Regions from separate parts of the Homo sapiens genome. Here regions 1 and 2 are each linked to region 3. A link is an interaction called in ENCODE POLR2A ChIA-PET data of the cell type or tissue named here. Cell type or tissue: MCF 10A. All regions are shown on one strand. Each heading gives the region's core, and the rest is flanking DNA. Links, peaks and the distances in the headings are about the cores only. Region 1 overlaps FRS2 (fibroblast growth factor receptor substrate 2). Region 2 overlaps FRS2 (fibroblast growth factor receptor substrate 2). Region 3 holds the start of FRS2 (fibroblast growth factor receptor substrate 2).

Region 1 (7,404 bases), core at 1,448-5,447, 64 kb before region 3:
ACATGGTAGGTTAGATGTCCAGACTGGCTCTACTGCTGGAATCTGCAATGCTTTATATATATATGTATATATATATATAATCTGCAATGCTATATATATATATATATATATATATAAAATTTGTTTTTTTAATTTTATTATTAAACATTTTCCTATTTTGGCACAAATGTAAAAAGCTACGAAAGGTGGCTCTTGACTTTAAGGTAATTTCATAATGCTGCTTAGAAAACTGCAGACTGCGGGAGACAGACTATATAGATCAAGACTGCCTTCCATACAGTTGCAAATCCCAAAATCCACAAAGTACAAATGAATGAGCAGTAAACCTACCTTGCAGAAGATGACAGCAAGTAAACTTGCCTGCTTGATCTTGATGATGGTAGAAAGAAGAAAATCTCCTGCAAGAATTTATAACTATAAGCCAGCTCTTAAATGAGTTTGTGGAGACGAAAAAGGATGAAAAGGCATAAGTAACATGAAAAATAGACTATATGTCTAATTAGAGTTATAGAAGGAGAAAATAAGAGGCATTATTCAAAGAGATAATGGTTAAGAATTTTCCACAATTATTCAAAGACATTATTATTATCCTCAGATCCAGGAAGCCCAAAGAATCCCAAGTGGGATTACAAAAAATAAAATGATGGAATGAAAAAAATAACGCCCTCAATACATTATACAAAACTGCAAAACACTAAATGGGAAGGAAAAAAAAAGGCTTAACACAGCCAAATAAAAGGGTTATTACTTACAAAGGAAGGGCAATTAAGACTTTTCAACAGCAATACTAGCAGTCAAAGTACTGGAATAATGTCTTCAATATCATGAGAAAACAGAATTCTACACACAGAGAAACTACCTTTCAAGAATGAAGATGAAATAAAGACATCTTTAAACAAAGAAAAAAGTGTCTGTTTCACCAAAGGATCTTCACTAAAGGAAATTCTAAAGAACGTACCTCAGGTAAAAAAAAAAATTATCATAGAAGAAAGGTCTCAGATCCAAAAAGGAACAATAAGCCAAGAAAACAGTAATTAGGTAAATAAATTTAAACAAAGGTTTACTACCTAAAACAGTAATTTGTCTAAAATTCTGTATGTGTGCATAAGAAGAATATGCCAAAACTAAGATAACAGACAACACTGTTACAGGTTGGGAGGAGGACAACCAGAGCATGCTAAGTTACTACATTATTCAGGAATAGGTTAAAGATACTGATTAATTGGACTTTCCTAAGAAAAGCATGTTAAAATAGCCAGAGCAACCACTAAAAGAATAAATAATATATTAATTATAAACAAGTATACATGCATGCAAGGTATGGAGAGGAGATGGAATGAGACAAATATATATGTCCAACTCAACACAAAAGACTGGCAAGAATGAGAGGAAGAATTGGATAAATAGAAAAACCACAGAAGGGGACAGAAATACACGTAAATCAGAGCTGGGCACGGTGGCTTACATCTGTAATTCCAACACTTTGGGAGGCTGAGGCAGTAGGAACACTTGAGTCCAGGAATTCAAGACCAACTTAAGCAACATAGTGGGATAACATCTCTAAAAAATTAAAAAATCAGCCCAGCACAGTAGCGCATGCCTGTGGTCCCAGCTACTTGAGAGGCTGAGGTGGGAGGATCGTTGAGTCCAGCAGATCGAGGCTAAAGGATCGTGCCACTGCACTCCAGCCTGGGCAACAGAGTGAGATCTTGTCTCAAAAAAGAAAAAAAAAAATTAAAAAAAAAAAAACTAAATCTATCGGTAACACAATTGACTAAAGTTCTCCAGTTAAAAAATAAAGATTGTCATTCAGAACAAAAATAAAACTCAACCTTATTCTATTTACAAAACTCCAATCAAAATACATGAAAAACTAAAGAATGAAAATACTGGCCGGGTGCGGGGACTCACGCCTGTAATCCCAGCACTTTGGGAGGCTGAGGCGGGCGATCACCTGAGGTCAGGAATTCGAGACTGGCCTGGCCAAAATGGGAAACCCCATCTCTACTTAAAAAACAGAAATTAGCCAGGCATGGTGGTGCACACACGTAATCCCAGCTACTCAGAAGGTTGAGGCACGAGAATTCCTTGAACCCAGGAGATGGAGGTTGCAGTGAGCTGAGATCATGCCACTACACTCCAGCCTGGGTAACAGAGTAAGACTTCGTCTCCAAAAAAAAAAAAAAAAAAAAAAAAAAAAAAAAAAAAAAAAGAATGAAAATACTACAGTAACCAAAAGAAAACTATACTAGCTATATTAATCCAAGAAAACAGCAATAACAACAATTAAAAAAAAACTGTAAGGCTAAAAGTGTGTTCAGATAGAGGGCCCTTTCATAATGATAAAAATTCAATTCAACAAACAGATAAAACAATTCTAATTCTAAATTGTTTAATTATTTTGGCTTATTATTAATGTACTTAATAGCATACATTCAAAATAAATAAAGCAAAAATTAACACATCTATAAGGAGAAACTGACAAACCCATAGCCATGGTGAGAGACATTAATTACCATGTCTTTCTTACTAGAGAAACTCATAAATCAGTCCCCAAATAAAACTAAACCCGAATCCAAAACAAAACCAAGACAGAGAAGATATGAAGAGAACAATTAACAAGTTCTTAGACATAAATATAACACTGTACTTAATAACCGAAAAAGCTGCATTCTTTCTAAATACACATGGAACATTTATAAAAATTAGCCATATTCTAGGTGGGAGGATTGCTTGAGCCCAAGAGGTCAAATTATTTGAATCCTTTCATTTCCCTCCATATTTTATAAATTAATCACTTAACAGCAATCATTTCAAAGCAAAGAGACTATCTGATTATGAAAAATAATATGATGCTCATGTAATACAGGGCTGCCACTGTTCAAGCTACTTCACATCTTAAATACATCACATTTACGCCCTCATTTAAGATCAACACATCACTGTAGGGATTAACAAAAAAGGATAAAAAACAAAAATAACACATTTCATTTAAGTATCTACATCAACGCCTGTATCTAGATCTCATTTCAAGTATTAGTAATGGTGCCCACAGTAAAATCTTAACAGCATCTCAGGTAAATGGGATGTTAGTTTGACCATTCTCACTGTCCTTGAATCATTATTTTTACCAAATTGGCTACTTATTTGTCAGATACGCCCAGAACCTATCTTTGGATGCCTTGAGGAAAAAACACTCAGTTTTTTAAAAAGAAGAAATGGAACAAGTAGACAACACATTTTTAGGAATTTCCAAATCATTCTGAAATTACAGTGCCAAAGAAATACACAATTACAAGGAACACATCATTTACTTGGGACTATTAATACTGTATATATGACTGAAAAGGATCAACTGGAAAGATGACATTTATTCCAAGATAAATAATTTAAAAAACAATAAAAATATGTATCTATCAAGCAAAATAAATTCATTGCCATTTCATCTACCATCAAAGCACCGTCCCCAACTTTAACCCCAAACACACACATACATACAAGGCAGACCTTTTTCATCTAAACTGTAAGCCTGTGGCTTACATGAAAACAAAATGCTTTTAACCACACACAAGCTCCAGCGCTCAGACTTGTAGTTTCTACATGCTGCCCACACAGCACTTTGTGAGCATGTGATTAGGAGGAATGATGCATAATCACACCACATTCCTTCCCTCAGCTCACACATCGAGAACTTGCCCTCTCAGCTGCATTCTTCTCCAAACAGCCATGGTCACCTTAGCAACCCTGTACTCCTAATATGGACAGCTGGTCCATTTAAAGTCAGTACTTCTTGGCAGGGAAAATGCTTGTTCTTCAAATTGGGGGAGAGAGGAGAGGTTTTCCTTTCAGTACACATTACAGGGGTTGATTTAACTTGATCAGCACTTTTGTTACGTGGCAGCAATTTGTGTTGAGTTTCAACCTATTCTGAATTTTGTTTTTTTGTTTTTTAATCTAAAAGCACGTAGCTGAAAAAATAAAATCAAGCCAGCTAATAAGGAACTCTAAGAGTGGAACATGAAACAAAAAGGTACCTAAAATAACTGTTCTTTTATAAACTATAAAACAATCCACATTTTTGTGTATTACGTTCAACCTCAGTTAAAATGAACTGTAACACCTGAAGCCCTAATACACAATAAGACATCAGGGTCAGAAGACCCACGTCTTTTTAATGTCATAGTGTATTTTTGAACAACAAAAAGACTGCTAAACTTCAAAGACCCATAACTCCAAGTAGACTATCAATCTGCATTTCCATATTCCACCACCTACATGTGAAATCTCTCTCAGTCTTTCCACAGGCTTAAATGTAAGCTAGGTGTAAGCCAAGTGGTTACTATTACATATCTGAAGACCCTTCAGACCTAAAATGACCTAGAATAGCACTGGATTCCTCAAAAACAATCTAAATCTCTGCCTCTAACAATAAAGCAGTGTCTGAACCAAATTAAGCCTTTTGGGACGGAAGATACTGGTTTATAATCCAGTATACCTGATTTTCACACTACAAACAAATAATTTGGCGGGGAGGGGATTACTATATTCTGAAAAACACAAGATCAAATTGCTCATTTCATCACCCCGATGAAATTCTAATTTCCCACCCATCAAAACTAGACACATAACCTTTAAGTAAACAGGCATGCTCAAAACTAGAAATATGGCCAGGCGTGGTGGCTCACACCTGTAATCCCAACACTTTGGGAGGCCAAGGCAGGCGGATCACCTGAGGTCGGGAGTTCGAGACCAGCCTGACCAACATGGAGAAACCCCGTCTCTACTAAAAATACAAAACTAGCCAGGCACAGTGGTGCGTGCCGGTAATCCCAGCTACTCAGGAGGCTGAGGCAGGAAAATCACTTGAACCCAGGAGGCGGAGGCTGTGGTGAGCCAAGATCGCGCCATTGCACTCCAGCCTGGGCAACAAGAGCAAAACACCATCTCAAAAAAAAAAAACCTAGACAACTTAAATTTATGGCATTCATTCTAAATTGGAAATACTTCTGAAATACTTTTCTATATAACAGAGGTGGACCTTCCACATTAATAAATGTTCCTTTGACTATGGCCTACAGTATTCACTGCTTATATTTTTGTCTGTATATGTGTGTTTTTTAAACTTCTCAGGCTATGAGGTTCTTCCTGGTTAGAAACAACTTCTTTCAAGTTAAGACTATCCTAGTTGTTATACCTTTTATATACAGGAAAGTATCAGCTGATAGGGTGGCAGTATAAGATTAGTAAAAGAACCTAAAGCCAATCCTACTACTGGTTTCCTCATTTGTAAAATGAGAATACTATCTATTCTATTTATGCAGTGTGGTAACACATCAAAGTAAGAATAAGAAAATTACTATGCCATACAAAAGACTCAAAATTAAAGAAACTGGAGAAAGGAACTATGTTACCTGATGTATAATTCTCTTAGTTTTTAAAAAGGATGGCGGGATTATTCAACAATGAATAGAATAACAAGTCAATATCAACTTCAGTACTTTCTGGTCTTCCCACCAAAGATCTTATAAATACTTAAGTGCTGATATATAAATTAATACTTATTTTAAAAAGCCCTAATCTTGGCTTCACTTTCAGCAGATGTGTGAATTCCCTTCCTGCTATAGTTTGAATGTGTCCCTTCTAAAATTCAGATGCTGAAATTTAATGGCCAATGTGATAGTATTAAGAGACGGGACCTTTAGGAGGTGACTAGGTAATGTGGGCTCCTTCCTCATGACCTAATTAAGGCGTTTATAAAAGAAGCTTTGCTCAGCATTAGTTTTGCTTGCCCTCCACCTTCTGCCATGCAAGGACACAGCATTCCTCCCCTCTGGAGGATGCAACCCTTACCAGACAAACAAACAAATCTACCAGCCCCTAAGAGAGCTCCTATGAACCCTCTACTCCTCCAAGTCACGTAGGCAATGTCCACTGAGTAAAAGATAAATGAGCCCCAATGGAAGAACTTTTTTCCTAAAAAGGATAAACCCACTCAATAAGCTCTGACCATGAGAAGCAGTATTTGAATTTTAAAGGTGACTACTTTTATCATTCCCTTTTATCCTAAATTCAAACAAGATGATCTGTGTCTTGCTAGCAAATTCTGACATAGTAAAACAGTGGCTAATAAATTAGTGAGAATCCCATAATAAAGAAAAGATATTAAATAAATACATGGAAACAAATTTTTAAAAATCAGGAGCAATTAAGCCTTACTCAACAATATTAGTTTTATTACTATATTTACAATTTCTTACCTTGTGGAATTCTCTTCTGAGAAAAACAGATACAATTTTGTTCCTAAAAAAATTTCAGGTAGAAAGTGGAAATGTTAGTTTCAAGACAGTCTACTAAAAATGAAAAATTACAAAATGCTAACAGAGTACATTCAGAATATTACGCTATGACATTTGATATTACGAAAGCTTGAGAGACAGTTGGTCTCTAATAACAAAAGTATGTGTTATAAAAAACCAAAATGTATTACTTTTATTACAAAAATACTTATTCTATTCTCTAAATATCAAGTCATTTTGCTAGGTACCTGATGATATGTGGCAATTTTTATATTCTAAAACAGCTGTTAAGTCAAATAGATTTTATACTCTTTCTAAGACTTGATGTTCTGAAGGGTCCTTTTTTTTTTTCGGTGTAATTCACATAAGGTAAAAAGCATTTCTTTGAACAGTGTTTTTTTTACATATTCACAAAGTTTTGTAACCATGACCACATCATCTAATTCCATAATATTTTCACCACTCCAATAAGACACCCCATACTGAAGGGTATACTTTTAATCCTAGGAAGAAACATACGAAACAAATTTAATTTTTAAAAATATGCAAGTAGCATAATGACCAAAATTATGCTGTAAGATACATCACAGAAATACACTTCTTAGAGCTGTATGGTAGAATTTGTACTACAAAGTAAAACCAAAAATACAAGGTAACTTTAATGTCTACCTTTTTTTTTTTTCTTTTTGAGACAGTATCTCACTCTGTTGCCCAGGCTGGAGTGCAGTGGTGCAATCTCAGCTCACTGCAGCCTCCACCTCCTGGGTTCAAGAGATTCTCATGCCTCAGCCTCCCAAGTAGCTGAAATTACAGGTGCGTGCCAACATCCCTGGCTAATTTTTATATTTTTAGCAGAGACAGGGTTTCACCATGTTGGCCAGGCTGGTCTTGAATTCCTGACCTCAGGTGATCCACTTGCCTCGGCCTCCCAAAGTGTTGGGAGTACAGGTATGAGCCACCATGCCCAGCCTGTCTACCATATTTTTTAATTAAATGATTTTCAAAGTAGATAACTACAAAGTTAAAAAAAAAAAAAAAAAGATTTGGCCACACTTACCAAGCTGGTTGACATGCCACAGCTGCATCTTACTTTATGACAAATGGACTG
Region 2 (7,404 bases), core at 1,580-5,579, 84 kb before region 3:
ACAATTAAATTGGAGCGCCCATAATGTCTGCCCTAAGATATGTGCAAATCCAGCAGATGAGTCACTCTGTCTTAGCTAATTCAATAAGGTCATTAGTACCAAGGGCAACAATCCTAGCGTGCATGCACCTGCGCGCGCGCGCGCGCGCACACACACACACACACACACACACAATCAACCTTCAGAACTCTCAAAGAAACTCTTAGTTTAGTATAAAAACATATACAGGGAAATCAAATACCATCCTCTAGCAACACCAAAAGGATGAACATTCTATATGAGCAATCACACAGCTCTCTCCACTAAAAATTCACAGATCGCACCACAGAAAGCAAAGGTGTGTGCTTTTAAGGTAGCAGTAAGAAAGTAGAGGTACTCTCTAGAAAACGATTATCATTAACTCTGAAAATCTGAATGAATAGATTTGATCTCATAGAGTCAGTGCATTCAGTTTTCTGTAAACATTGTAGATCAAAATTCCATGTTTTTATTCTTTAGCTCAGTGATAATTTCTATGTATTAATCTTACAACTGTGTCAAATTAATAAAGGGTCACTTAACCTTCATAATAAACCTCTAGTTTAGAAATTTACTAATAAACACTAATCCCTTAGCAGGGACAGAACTCTAGCATAATAAATACTTAACTTATGAAAAACACATATATAAAATCTTTAACCCAATACCCATTTACTAAAAAATACTGTGAAATTCAAAGGAATTGTTATTTCCCAAATAAATGCCAAGTTGTTCTTAATGTAATCACTGAGTAACTTAAAATCAATTCAGTTTTTTCTATTACACTCATGTTTATAGACAATGAAGTTTTTACTAAACTGAGCAACTGTAGGAGGTAAAACCACAGTACGAATTTTATAATATTTTCCTTAATATGGTATACCTAATAGTTCTTAAAAAGCATTTGGCTTCATGGCTTTATTTTTTAAAACAACAAAATTTAAATCCAAGTCACTCTAATTTCAAGATTCATGTTAAATACACGAACTAATATTATTCAAACCATAAACATCAATAAAACACTAAAAGACACGTAAGAAAATCCCTAGGCATCTTCACTTTTTATATATGATACTTTAACCTAGAACTAAATAAACATTAATGTTGGATAACAGAAAAGTAAGCAAAAGCTGGTCACGATGGCTCACGCCTGTAATCCCAGCACTTTGGCCAAGGCAGGCAGATCACTTGAGGTCAGAAGTTCAAGACCAGTTTGGCCAACACAATGAAACCCCGTCTCTATACAAAAATTAGCCGGGTGCGATGGTACATGCCTGTAGTCCCAGCTACTCAGGGGACTGAGACATGTGAATCGCTTGACCCTGGGAGGTGGAGGCTGCAGTGAGCTGAGATCTCGCCATTGCACTCCAGGCTTGGTAACAGAGTGAGACTTAAAAAAAAAAAGAAAGAAAGAAAGAAAGAAAAGTAAATTAAAAGATATTTTTCAAAACTGAATATAGAAATGTATAAGCACAATTTACTATAAATCTGTATTTCCAAACTCAGTTGGATATGATGTTACTAGACTAATATTAAAAGTCTAAATATGGGCCAGGTGTGCTGGCTTACGCCTGTAATCCCAGTACTTTGGAAGACTGAGGCAGGAGGATTGCTTGAGGCCAGGACTTTGAGACCAGCCTGTGCAACATAGCAGGACATCATCTCTAATTTTTTTTTAAAGTCTAATATTGACTATGTGCACATGAAATGTGTATACCATGTGTACACCGCCCCCCCCCCCGCCACACACACACTGATCAAAAGAAGCTATGCCAAATGCCAAGCAACTATAACCCCCAAAACAAACTGTTTCACAAATAGCTCATTTAAATGTTTCTGCATTTAAATCAACCTAAAATATTGTTAAATATATTCTCAAAGAAAACTAAATTTGCCTATTTATTCTCTACTTCTAGAGCAGTGCACTCAAAATAACTGTTACAATCTAACACACCCGATTCAAGTATCCCACTAATAAAAATGTTTGTTCTGTATAGTCATCCCTTGGTGTATCTGGGTATTGGTTCCAGTGCCTCTGTATGGACCAAAACACGTGCACACTCAAGTGCCACAGTCATCCCTGTGGAATCTGTGTGTATGAAAAGTCAGCCCTTTGTATATGGAAATTTCGCATCCCACAAATACTTTCTGGTTGACAAAATCCATCTATAAGTGGATCCATACGGTTCAAACCCTGTGTTGTTAAAGGGTCAATTGTATATACGTTTTGTAACATTCCCCCTCATGAAATGCCAACAACAAAAAGTTTACCAGAAAAGTTTGCATCCGAGCACATCTATCCCTGTGATTAACTTTTATAGAGCTCTTAAAATAAGTATTGTTCAAAAGCTATTTAATGACAAAGACAAAATGTTCATGATATAAAATTAAGTATAAGAAAAAAGGGCTGGGCACAGTGGCTCATGCCTGTAATCCAGCACTTTGGGAGGCTGAGGCGGGCAGATCACCTAAGGTTAGGAGTTTGAGACCAGCCTGGCCAACATGATGAAACCCCCATCTCTACTAAAAATACAAAAATTAGCCAGGCATGGTGGCACATGCCTGTAATCCCAGCTACTCGGGAGGCTGAGTCAGGAGAATTGTTTGAGCCTGGGAGGCAGAAGTTGCAGTGAGCTGAGATTGCGCCACTGCACTCCAGCCTGGGTGACAGTGAGACTCCGTCTCAAAAAAAAGAAAAACGAAAAAAGGTAAAAAAAAATATTATTAAAAAAAATAAAGCTGGGCTGAGCACGTGGTTCACACCTACAATCCCAGCACTTTAGGAGGCCAAGTAGGGAGGACTGCTTGAGCCCAGGAATTCAAGATCAGCCTGGGCAACTTAGTGAGATCCTGTCTCTACAAAAAAAAAAAAAAAAAGTTAGCTGGGCGTGGTGGCGAATGCCTGTAATCCCAGCTACTGGGGAGGCTGAGGTGAGAGGATCGCTTGAGCCCAGGAGGCCAACAGTGCAGTGAGCTGTGATCATGCCACTGCACTCTAGCCTGGGCAACAGTGTAAGACACTGTCTCAAAACAACAACAAACCACTAAATGCAATATGTATCCCTAGGTTGGATCCTGGAACAGAAAAAGAACATTAGAAAAACAGAAGAAATGTAAATAGTCTGTAGTTTAGTTAATAGTATTGTACTAGTATTAATTTCTTAGTTTTGACAAATATGTCACGGTTATGTAAGATGTTAACATTAGGGGAAGCTAGGTGAAGGGTATATGGGAATCTCTGTACTATCTTTGCAACTTAACATTCTAAAATTATTCTACAAAATTTTATTTTAAAAGTTGCTCTTCACACCCAGTAGCAAACTTGAGAGGATTTGCATTTTTACAAAATAATGTTTTACACCTATTTTTCTCTCCCCTACCTCCACATAAAATACATAAACCCACAAAAAGAGACTAGATGAACACACCCTAAAATGTTAACACTGATTAATTTGGTGGTAGAATGAAAAGGATTTTTTCTTTTTATGTTTTCTAGTGTTTGAATAGCTTTTATAATCAATGAATTATTAACTAAAGAAAATACAAATCAATACTTACTGAAGGGTTCTTTAGAAACAAAAGCTGTAAGTGTCTAAGCAGAGCCCAAAAGCAGACTACATACAAAACACGTTTGGGCAGACTGTGAAGAACACAGTGGCCAAGGGAAACTGCCAGGAGCATTTAAGTAGGGAAACTCTAATGAGTAAATGCTGGAAACCTGCCAACAAGCAGAACTTAACATCTACTCTCAGGTTAAAGTGCCTGAGGCCAACAAGCTATGCTCAAAATTCACATCTTAGGGGAATGAATGTCTTGAAAAGCCCCCAATACTATGAATTCATGGAGACACACAGCCTGGGTTTACTTCAAACATAAATAATGCAGCTGGACACCTGGTATGCAACTGCCCACTGAGAACTCCTAGAGACAGTCTTCAGTACCACAATATGTTCCCAAAGTTTTTCTTCCCTACTTCTTTCCTAACACCTCCCTACCACCTACGCCCATTCCTTAGCCCTAAGGCCTAAAAATGGCACCCTGGTGCCATCTAGCAACATGGGTAGAATTATCTAGGTCTAGAGACCACTGGAATTACAGAATCAAATCCTATTTCAGATGTGTAACAGATGCCTCCCAAAAGTTGTTTTTTTTTTTCCTGATACTTTCAAGGAAAAATACGTTCTAGTAATTCCATTAAGCCATAAGAAGGGAAAATTTAATCAACAATATTCTCCAATCAAAATTTAAAGGTACAATCATATTGTCCCTTAAAGAAAGTGCTAGTGGAATCAGATTACATTTTGATAAGAAATTTCTTCTAAGCTGTAATCAGCGTAACTGACATAGGTTGCAAGCTCCTCCTAAAATAGCTCCAAGTGGGCCAGGCGCAGTGGCTCATGCCTGTAATCCCAGCACTTTGGGAGGCTGAGGCAGGCGGATCATGAGGTGAGCAGTTCGAGACCATCCTGGCTAACACAGTGAAACCCCGTCTCTACTAAAAATACAAAAAATTAGCCGGGCGTGGAGGTGGGCGCCTGTAATCCCAACTACTCGGGAGGCTGAGGCAGGAGAATCTTGTGTACCTGGGAGGCGGAGGTTGCAGTGAGCCGAGATTGTGCCACTGCACTCCAGCCTGGGCAACAGAGTGAGACTGAGACTCCGTCTAAAAACAAAAACAAAAACAAAAACAAAAATAGCTCTAAGTGGCCTGTTCTGAGTTTTGTGTTATTTTTAAAAAATAATTTTTAATTATTTGTTTATGGGTCACTCATTCTCAGCACAAAGTACAGTAAGTCCTAGAACCACCACTTAATAAACATTTATATGCATTCCTTTTTAGTTTACTTTTTTTTTTTTTGAGATGGAGTCTCGCTCTGTCACCCAGGCTGGAGCGCAACAGTGCGATCTTGGCTCACTGCAACCTCTGCCCCCTGGGTTCAAGCAATTCTCCTGCCTCAGCCTCTCAAGTAGCTGGAATTACAGGCATGCGCCACCACGCCCAGCTAAGTTTTGTATTTTTAGTAGAGACAGGGTTGCACTATGTTGTCCAGGCTGGTCTTGAACTCCTGACCTCAGATCTGCCCACCTCAGCCTCCCATAGTTTACTCTTTTGAATCCCTGTGGACTCTGTAATAAGATACCTAGGATTAACTTAATGAACTACAAAATAAGACACTACACTCAGAGGCAAAGGGATCTTGTAAGTTTAAGTACCTGGCCTTTACTTCATGAGTTCTGTAACAGTGATTTTAAGCATCAGAAGCCTTTGTTTCTTACTTTCCAGTTCTTGGTTGTGTTTAAGAAAGTAGAGGCTACCTACCAAAAAAGTGATCCTCAGGTATGGTGGTCACTGTACTGTTATTGTTGTTATTTTGAATATTAATAGACATATATCCTGTTTTTAATCAAAGCTGAGACATGATTTTTTTTTTTTTTTTTTTTTTTTTGAGACGGAGTTTCGCTCTTGTTGCCCAGGCTGGAATGCAATGGCATGATCTTGGCTCACTGCAACCTCCGCCTCCCAGGTTCAAGCAATTCTCCTGCCTCAGCCTCCCGAGTAGCTGGGATTACAGGCATGCACCACCATGCCCGGATAATTTTGTATTTTTAGTAGAGACGGGGTTTCTCCATGTTGAGGCTGGTCTCGAACTCCTGACATCAGGTGATCTGCCCGCCTTGGCCTCCTAAAGTGCTGGGATTACAGGCATGAGCCACCGTGCCCGGCCAGAGATGACTGATTTTAAGACTGATATTTTATATACCACTGAGAAAGAAAAAAAGTCAATTTAACTGTAATATGCCACTAATTGTAAGACACACCCAAATTTTAGTGAATAAAATTGGAAAATGTTTCTTAGGATCCATAAAACATGCCATACAGTCAATGAAAGAACTATCAACACATTACAAATAACAGAAATGAAAAGTTGTTTGGACCATCTTTTCTTTACTCCTTCCCAGATGTTGAAGATAGTTACTATCAAGTGGTAGGATTCCAGAGCATCCACGACTGATGTGATGTTCTTTTGAGCCCTTCTTAAATACTGATCTAAAAAACAATCTCATAATGCAGACTGCTGGGAACTATTTTCCCCATTTTTCAATAGGGAAATGAAGGTGAAGAAATCAATCAAAATTTTACTAGAAGCCAAATTTAGAATGTTCAGTTTTCCTCTCTACCACATTAACAAAGCCAATATGCATCCTTCCTCTAAAGGTTTCATGGTCTGCTTTCCTTCATATTTATCTGGATCTTAATTTAAACATATATCAATCTTCCATGGTGAAGGTAATTCTGAAGAGCCACATTCATAACTACACTTGAGCTCATCCCTCTGAAAACAACTTACAATAACATATAATTACTGGTAGTTGGGTTTGTTTGTTTGTTTGTTTTGAGACAGGGTCTCGCTCCATTGCCCAGGCTGCAGTGTAGTGGGGCGATCAAAGCTCACTGCAGCCTTAACCTCTTGGGCTCAAGTGATCCTCCCGAATCAGCCTCCCAAAGTAGTTAGGACTACAGGCGTATACCACCACACCCAGCTAATTTTTTAAATGTTTTGTAGAGACAAGGTCTCACAATGTTGCCCAAGGGGTCTAGAACTCCCGGCCTCAGGCAATACTCCTGCCTCGGCCTCCCAAAGTGCTGGGATTTGAAAGCAACTTTGAGAATATTTCTTTCTTCCTTTCTTTTTTCTTTTTTTTAAAGACACATGTGAAGAGAACAAATCTCAACAAAAAACAGCTGAAATTTCTAAGAAGATGTTTTATTCCGTCATACTCTCAAAATGTTTCTTCACCAATACTGGCTGAAAAGCTGTGTACTTTAAATAATCTTTTTAAAAAGACTTAGAATTATCTTTGAAAGGTCTTTGAACTTAATTCAACAGCTACAAAGAATATTGGTTTCCTATAATTATGTACATAAAATACTCATGTTGAAGCCTTAAAGTTTTAAATTTTCCACATGTAAATTACAAAACTGTATTCCCAGAAATGATTCATCCTTCTAAATAGAAAGTGCAGTATGGCTCAGGTGAGGTTTTAATCCTCATGTAATTGACAAATGGCATACAATATCTCTGCTATCTAAATGTACTTTAAACACTACATTAGAATTTAAAATGAAAGGCTTTGGTGGTATTGTATGTTTTGAGACAGGTCTTGCTCCACCGCCCAGGCTGGTATTATTGGAGATAATGTCTTCTGGAGAAATTTAGAATGCTAAAAACAAAGCCTTTCATTTTAGACTTAGTTAAAATATGTAAGACACTAGAGAGATCTGAGTTCTTACTTAACTTCTCTGAATCTGTATTTCCTCACAGGTTGAGTTAAAAATATTTCCTACCAACACTCCCTACACTTCATATGGTTTTTGCAGGTTTG
Region 3 (7,249 bases), core at 1,700-5,699:
GTAATCTTCAGCTGGGCGCAGTGGCTCACACCTGTAATCCCAGCACTTTGGGAGGCTGAGGCAGGCGGATCACGAGGTCAAGAGATCGAGACCATCCTGGTCAACATGGTGAAACCCCGTCTCTACTAAAAATACAAAAGTTAGCTGGGCGTGGTGGTGAGCACCTGTAGTCCCAGCTATTCGGGAAGATGAAGCAGGACAATCACTTGAACCCAGGAGGCGGAGGTTGCAGTGAGCCAAGATCACGCCACCGCACTCCAGCCTGGCAACAAAGCTAGACTCTGTCTCAAAAACAAAAGTGTAATCTTCACCTTCCATCTCCTCCAAACCTGCTCCAAAAACCCCTCCTCCTCGCCACCCACCTACGACATTGAGGTCCTGCAGAGCCTTCACTCTAATTCCATTACCACTGCCCTTGCCCAGTATTTATACTACATTGAAAGTCAGCTTTCCACATCAAATCATTCTGCACACTACTCTATTAGACCTTGGTAACTTCTCATTACCTCCCAAACGTCGAACTTTTTTTCCCCAAATGTCAAACTTCTAAAAGCAGCACTTAAACATGCTCCACAATCCTGCCCCCACTTAAAATTCAAACCTCATCTCTAATTCCCAAAAATGAACAGTATATTCCAGGTAATCTGGTCCACTAACTTTTCTCCAAGTACACAATGAACTTTCCCACCTCCACACTTCTGCTCACATCATTCTCTTTATTTGAAAGGCCTTCTTCACCCACCTACTCCCAATCCATAAATCTTTGTCTTAGAAAAGTCTTATTCTCTGTAACATTAAACTCAGGTTACCAGTTTATTGGGGAGCAACATGATGCAGTAGAAACACACAGGCTTTGGCACCAGACAGATTTGGATTCAAATTGGGGCTGTTACATGCTAGCCACATAGCCCAGGCAAGTAACTTAACATATTTGAGCCTCACTGTCCTCATTATTAAGGTACTTACATATTGCTGTGAAGCTAAGAAAATGCTGTAAACAGCAACTAGCATTAAGTCTGTTCAGTAAATGCTCAATAAACAGTAGCTTCTGAGCTATCTCCACAAATTTCCATTACTTAAGCTAAAAATGAACCCTTTCTTCTTTTGTATAATTTACTCCAAACTTTACCTCAAACCACCCATAAGTATTTACAAATGTTTATGTTGTAAATGTTTACACAAATCTTATATCCCCTTCTAGATTTCAAATTCCTAAAAACCAAAAGTTTAATCTTTATATCCTAAAATGCCTAGTATAGCGCTTTTCATGAAGCACTCAACACCCATCGCCAATGTTAAGTCCCAATTACAAAAAAAATTGTTAGTATGCCTAAAGAATACAACTCAACTCTTCATGATTTCAGAAATTATTACCAAAACATGAAACTCAACTGTTATGGCTATACCTTTATTTGCTCCTTACATAGTTACCTAACATAGCATAGCAAATAGCATGCTATGCATAACATAGCATAACATGCATAGCAAATGCTCAGTGTTTGTTGAATTGACTTGTATAATATAAAAATACAATCAGTATCTGATTTTCCCCAATCACCTTTCTCTGCTCTTAAAACTCTTGAAGTATTTCCCTTAAAAATACATTGTCATACCTGCAAATCTGTAACTACATCTAACTTAACTATTTTTCCAGATTCTCTCAATTCCAATATTCCAATCTTATGCTCTAAATAATTAAGTACTTCACATGTGGAAGAAGCTACAGTTTCTATCTAAATTTAAAAGTTGTGCAAATATGCTGGGGATGGTGGCTCACAACTGTAATCCCAGCACTTTGGAAGGCCGAGATGGGAGGATCACTTGAGCCCAGGAGTTCAAGACCAGCCTGGGCAACATAGTGAAACCTCGGCTCTACAAAAAAAAAAAAAAAAAAAATTAGCCAGGTGTGGTGGTTGGTGCCTATAGTCCTAGCCACTCAGGAGTCTGAGACAGAAGGACTGCTTGAGTCCAGGAGTTGGAGGCTGCAGTGAGCTATGATGGGGCCACTGTGCTGCAGCCTGGGCAGCAGAATGAGGCTGTCTCGAAAAGAAAGAAAAAAGAAAAGAAAGGAAGAGGAAAAAGAAAAGTTGTGCAGCTAATCTCTCCACAATTTTTTCCAAGGACTTTAAAAATCATCTACCCTTTGCCTGTTCAAAATCAACAACCTTGAAATAAATTTTCCTTTGCATAGGAAAAGCTCACTGAACTTGTCACTTCAGTCTATTTTTCCTGATTCATGATACCACCTCCCCTTTCAGGGGTGGGAGGAAAGAGAATGACATAAGTACCCAAAAAACTACAGAATAAACCCTAATCTACACACAAGATGAGAGTTGCAGATAGCGTCACTGGTTTCAAGAAGGTGATTTGTGAATACTTTACGCTGCAAAAACAGTGGCCATCTGCTAATAGCAATAATCTGCAGTAACTGCATTCCCTTATAAAAAGTTTTTAAATCACCATTTATTGTGGAAAACCCATATTTCCTACAAACCTTTCAGCAGTAAAGTTTACTACCTAAAATCTGTTCACTAAACCTACCTACATCACTTTCTCCCCTAGGAAATCCTCAGTTTATCCGAAGTAAACACTTCATGGAATAAGTTTAAACAAAACATCTCTGCCCACCTGTGTGAAACTCTGCATTGCAGCAACAATTTTAACAGTGTAAGGAATCTCTCAAGAAAATCCAAGAACAATTTTTCCTTAAGAAAAATGACAGTTCCAAATATGAAGGTAAACAAACTTTGGGAGAAAGGATATAACTGTCCAACTCTTTAAAATCAATTCGTACAGCCTCTGAATGAACTCATCATACAACTGTGACATCAGATAGCCAAAAGAATTAAGAGTGTAGATTAGAGAAAAGCATCTTTTTTTTTTTAGTATGTCTGCAAAAAAAGGCGGGGGAGGGGGTGTCTAAACTACTGATTTTCCTTAAGCAAGTTTTTTCTTTAAGTTTACTTCAACAACAGCTTCAGCAAGCTTTCAAGTGAGTAAAGATGATACAGAGCATGCTGGTGCCACAGCGACCTACGTATCCAGGACCGGTTCCGAGCCCAGTCCAAATCGATCCCGGACAACCCTGAAGCAAATCTGGATGAAAAGCCCTGCAAAAGATCCCTGGCATGTACAGGCAGCGCCCCACCCTGGAGGGAAAAGACGACACCCCTGGGACCCGGGTTAATTACTGACCCCAGGACAGACCCAGAGGAGGCGAAAAGTCGGGAACTGGAGCCCAAGATTGAGTCTGGTGTCCAGCTACTACCCCAGGCCGGACACAGAATACCAAACTAGGGAGCGGCGAGGTTTGGGGCAGCACACATGAGGGGGGTCGGACGGACGAACAGAGGCCCAGCCCATCCCCACTCTCGAGTCCCAACAGCAACAACAGCTCTGGGAACCCCCTCCCTGGCTCCGCCCCGCCCACCCCATGGACCCACAGCCAGCTCTTCCCGTCCCGCTGGCCCGGAGAAGTCCGCGGCGGTCGACAATCCCCTTCCCCGGACGCCGGCAGCCGAGCCCTCAGCCCGGATCCCGAAGCGGGCAGCGGGGGCACGAGAACGCCAGCTCCGACGCGGGCCCGCGGCCGTCCCAGTCCGTTTCCCTAGCCACTCACCGTCCGCCCAGGTGCTGAGAGGGAGCAGGGCGCGGGTCGGCGGGCGCGAACCCCCAGACTCCGACCCGCGCTGGAGCCCCTACTTGGAGCAGATCGAGTCTCAGCCGCTGTGCCTACAAGGCCTCTCTCCGGCCCGAATCTTGGAAAAGCACTTCCGGGGGAGCGGGGGAGGGAAGGGTTTTGGCACCGGAACTGCTCTCAGCCCGGAGCTGCCAGGGCCTCCAGGGCGGGGCGGGGCCTCTCTCGCCGGGCGCCCACAGATCAGCCTCTGGGCTCCTAACTAACCCTTTCCGCCCCGCGCCTCCTCGATTCCCCGGCTACTGCTGCACCCTTTGCTTTAACTGCTGTTTGAGTTGTTTTACTCCAGCCAGCTAATTTTACAAATAAGGAAACCGAGGCTCGGAGAATTAGGTGCAAGAATCCAGTGCCTACACCCGGCCTCCCGACTCCCTTCAGTGTACTCTACGCTCCAATCTGCCTCCTTTAAAAAATAATGATAATAGTTAACATTTATTGAACGCTTACTACGTGGTAGGCACTGTATTAAGTCCCTTCGGGTGCATTAACTTATTTAATCATCCCCAAACTCCTTGGGGTTGGTGCTATTATCTACGTCTTGCAGGGGAGAAAAACGGTCAAAGATACCAAACCCAATCTCACAAATGTTGGTTGATTTTAATTCACGTGTGTATAAATCTCATCTACCTATACCAAGATTTTGAAATTATTTAAAAACAGGGCTCAAACTATATTCCTATATTCTGTCATCACTGGTGACTTCAACAGAGGCGAGAGCTGGGGTTGGGGGGTTGGGGGGGTTGGGGTGGGGATCTGGAATCTTTTTGCTTGTCTCCTTTTATTTACTTTTATTTTTTCACCCTGGCAAGTTATAAAATCATCTCTGCATTGTAGGAATCCAAAATGATAATGCATGATAAACATTTCAGAATGTCTGGCATTGGATAAAAGTTAACGATTCTTATACCTCATCAGCAATAGGCAATAGAAAAGATTAGTTAAGGAAATAAGAAAGAGTAGGGGTTGGCCGGGCGCGGTGGCTCACGCCTGTAATCCCAGCACTTTGGGAGGCCGAGGCGGGTGGATCATGAGGTCAGGAGATCGAGACCATCCTGGCTAACAAGGTGAAACCCCGTCTCTACTAAAAATACAAAAAATTAGCCGGGCGCGGTGGCGGGCGCCTGTAGTCCCAGCTACTCGGGAGGCTGAGGCAGGAGAATGGCGTGAACCCGGGAAGCGGAGCTTGCAGTGAGCCGAGATTGCGCCACTGCAGTCCGCAGTCCGGCCTGGGCGACAGAGCGAGACTCCGTCTCAAAAAAAAAAAAAAAAAAAAAAAGAAAGAGTAGGGGTTTTTACAACTGGAAAAATACAGGTGCTTGTGAAGCTCCATGCAGTGATAATATGAGGACCCACAGAGTTACATACCAGACAGGGAAAAGGGATGGAAAGGAGGAGGGCGTGGGATTCCTCAGCCACAAAATCAGAAAGGCACCAGATATCTGAGGCAGATTCTGTATCTGGGATGCAGGGAAAGAAAAAAAAGCCTCTTAGCAATGCATACTATCTGCAAAACAAATGTACTAACATCTCTTGAAACTGGGGGGGGGGGGGGTGGCGGGGAAGATTTTTAAATGTTTCTACTATGAAAGGCAGGGGAAAGGAAAAAAGTTGAAAACCCATTATTACAAATTTAAGATGCAAACAATGCCACTGCTCTTGGCTTTATTTACAGGGCTTTCTTACTTTATTTTTGTGATCGCAGAAGTGTTGGCAAATACTTCCGTAATACTCAAATTCAAGCAGCCTTTTGTGCCTCAGAGTGTGAAGAAGTAAAAAACAGCGTGGGTTGGCAGGACTCACCGACATCTCTTTTTACTCAAGGCCTAAAGGGATAGTGAGAGGAATCCTGAATCACAGATATTATCAGGCTCTGTGTGGGATGCAGAGGTGCTAGAGGTTAGTCATTTAATCTGGTCATCTAACTGGTAAATGGAGCCGCCTGGGTTTGAATTTGCAGACCATATTCTCAGATGCTTTTCACCACTATCCCAGTGGTTCTCAAATTTGAGAGTGCATCAGAACCACCTAAAGGGCTTGTTAAAACAGATTGCTGGGCCCCACCCCTAGAAGTCCCTGGACTAAGCCTCTCAACATCATCTGTGAACTTGTTACAGATGCACATTACTGGGTCCCGCCCCAGATCTTATGAATCAGAAGCTCTGGGGTGGGACCCAGCAATCTGTGTTTTAACAGGCCCTCCAGGAGATTCTGATATACTGTCAAGTTTAAGAACCACTGCATAAGATATTAAGAACTAATATCTTGTCTTCCACATATTCCTCTTTTTTTCTAATTTTTTCCAACAGGGATAACTCTTACCGGAGCAAAAGTTCTTGCCGTTGAATTAAATGACCTATTGAAGGATTTTTATTCATGTTTTGCTCTCAGTGAAAGAAGATGAGGCTAGAAAAAAAATTACTATAATGGAGGATTCATTTTGATTACTTTAAATTTGTACTGAAATGTAACCAGATAATACTGGGTTGGGGGTGGAACTAATATTATTTGGGAATTACTCTATGCCAAGGCTTTACACGCGTTTTCTAAATTAATCTTCACTACATTGCTATGAGGTTTTATGGTCTTAATTTTAGAGATGAGGATAACTGAGACTTAGGTGAAGTAATTGACTTAAGGCCACATTCTTGTTAAGGGGCAGAATCAGGATTGTGCAAAGATCCCTCTAATTCCAAAACTCATGTTCTTTCCACTTCGTGGCTGGAGCCTGGAGAACCAAATTCCACTGTGGGCTCCACTGCCCCAGCTATGCAACATTGATTAAGCGATTTAATCTCTATTTCGATTTCTCCATCTATAAATAATGTTATCATAAATCTGCCCCACCCACACTGGAATGTCAGAACAAATGAGGAAATGAAAGTGTAAGCACTTTCAGCTTTTTAAAGAAAAACAGTAAAAAGGCAAGTTATTAAGGCATTGTATGTTTAGGCAAGTGTTGCTGTGTGATTCTGGACGGTGAAGTCTTTCCCAATTATCTCCTGATTCATAAAGAAGAGTGCCAAAGAAAAAGTTGTTTGACTTCATTTACCAGTGTCTCCTGGAGGTAGAAGATGACAGAGGATTGTATGCATCTCTTGCAAAAATTACAAGCAATCTCTCACCAGGCTCATTCGGCTCCAGGTTGTTGCCAAATTGCTGGCCCATCCTCATCTTAGAGATGTCTTTTCTCCTAACCCTTTTCTTCTGTCCATTCCAGGCATCCCTCTACCCGCCTGCCTCTACCCACTAGGAAAGACTTAAAATTCCTTTTACTTTATTATGTAGAAGGATTTAACTCTCAATCCTCATCTCAGGCCAGACTCCAGGCCACCTTTATTGACACAATTACCATGTTGTGCAATTCCAGGGGGTGCTATTCACAAAGAATACAACATGAATGATGCTCAAGAGGTGACAAACACAAATGATGCCCCCTGGAACTGTGCAAGGCTGTGGCCCTGTCTATGCATAGCTCCTACCCCCAAAATCCATTAAGGTGTTTTGTTAAACAAAAGAGCCATCTACTTGGGTGTCCACCCTTTGCCAAGCTTT

What was found. Peaks named below come from ENCODE experiments on the same cell type or tissue, not always from the same donor. Only the 100,000 strongest peaks of a DNase experiment are listed, where the experiment ranks them.
Region 1: POLR2A ChIA-PET joins it to region 3 with 11 read pairs; 14 of 35 experiments call an interaction of 5 or more read pairs at or near these places.
Region 2: POLR2A ChIA-PET joins it to region 3 with 21 read pairs; 10 of 35 experiments call an interaction of 5 or more read pairs at or near these places.

The regions. Positions count from the first base shown.
Region 1 is chr12:69,530,910-69,538,313 of GRCh38, reverse strand. FRS2 (fibroblast growth factor receptor substrate 2) reads right to left here. Exons shown (of 9, transcript NM_001278356.2): 2 at 7,354-7,404; 3 at 6,258-6,300. Among named protein-coding and RNA genes, the nearest start is that of SNORA113, 19 kb to the right of the region's middle. In MCF 10A, for the core only: no CTCF peak of the experiment used is centred there; a DNase peak (open chromatin) is centred at 3,663.
Region 2 is chr12:69,550,364-69,557,767 of GRCh38, reverse strand. All of the region lies in intron 3 of FRS2 (fibroblast growth factor receptor substrate 2), which reads right to left. Among named protein-coding and RNA genes, the nearest start is that of MIR3913-2, 31 kb to the left of the region's middle. In MCF 10A, for the core only: no CTCF peak of the experiment used is centred there; a DNase peak (open chromatin) is centred at 3,727.
Region 3 is chr12:69,466,901-69,474,149 of GRCh38, reverse strand. FRS2 (fibroblast growth factor receptor substrate 2) reads right to left here and starts at 3,762. Exons shown (of 9, transcript NM_001278356.2): 1 at 3,620-3,762. RefSeq lists enhancers at 3,369-3,418, 3,590-4,091, 6,762-7,249. In MCF 10A, for the core only: a CTCF peak has its summit at 3,167; DNase peaks (open chromatin) are centred at 3,179 and 3,789.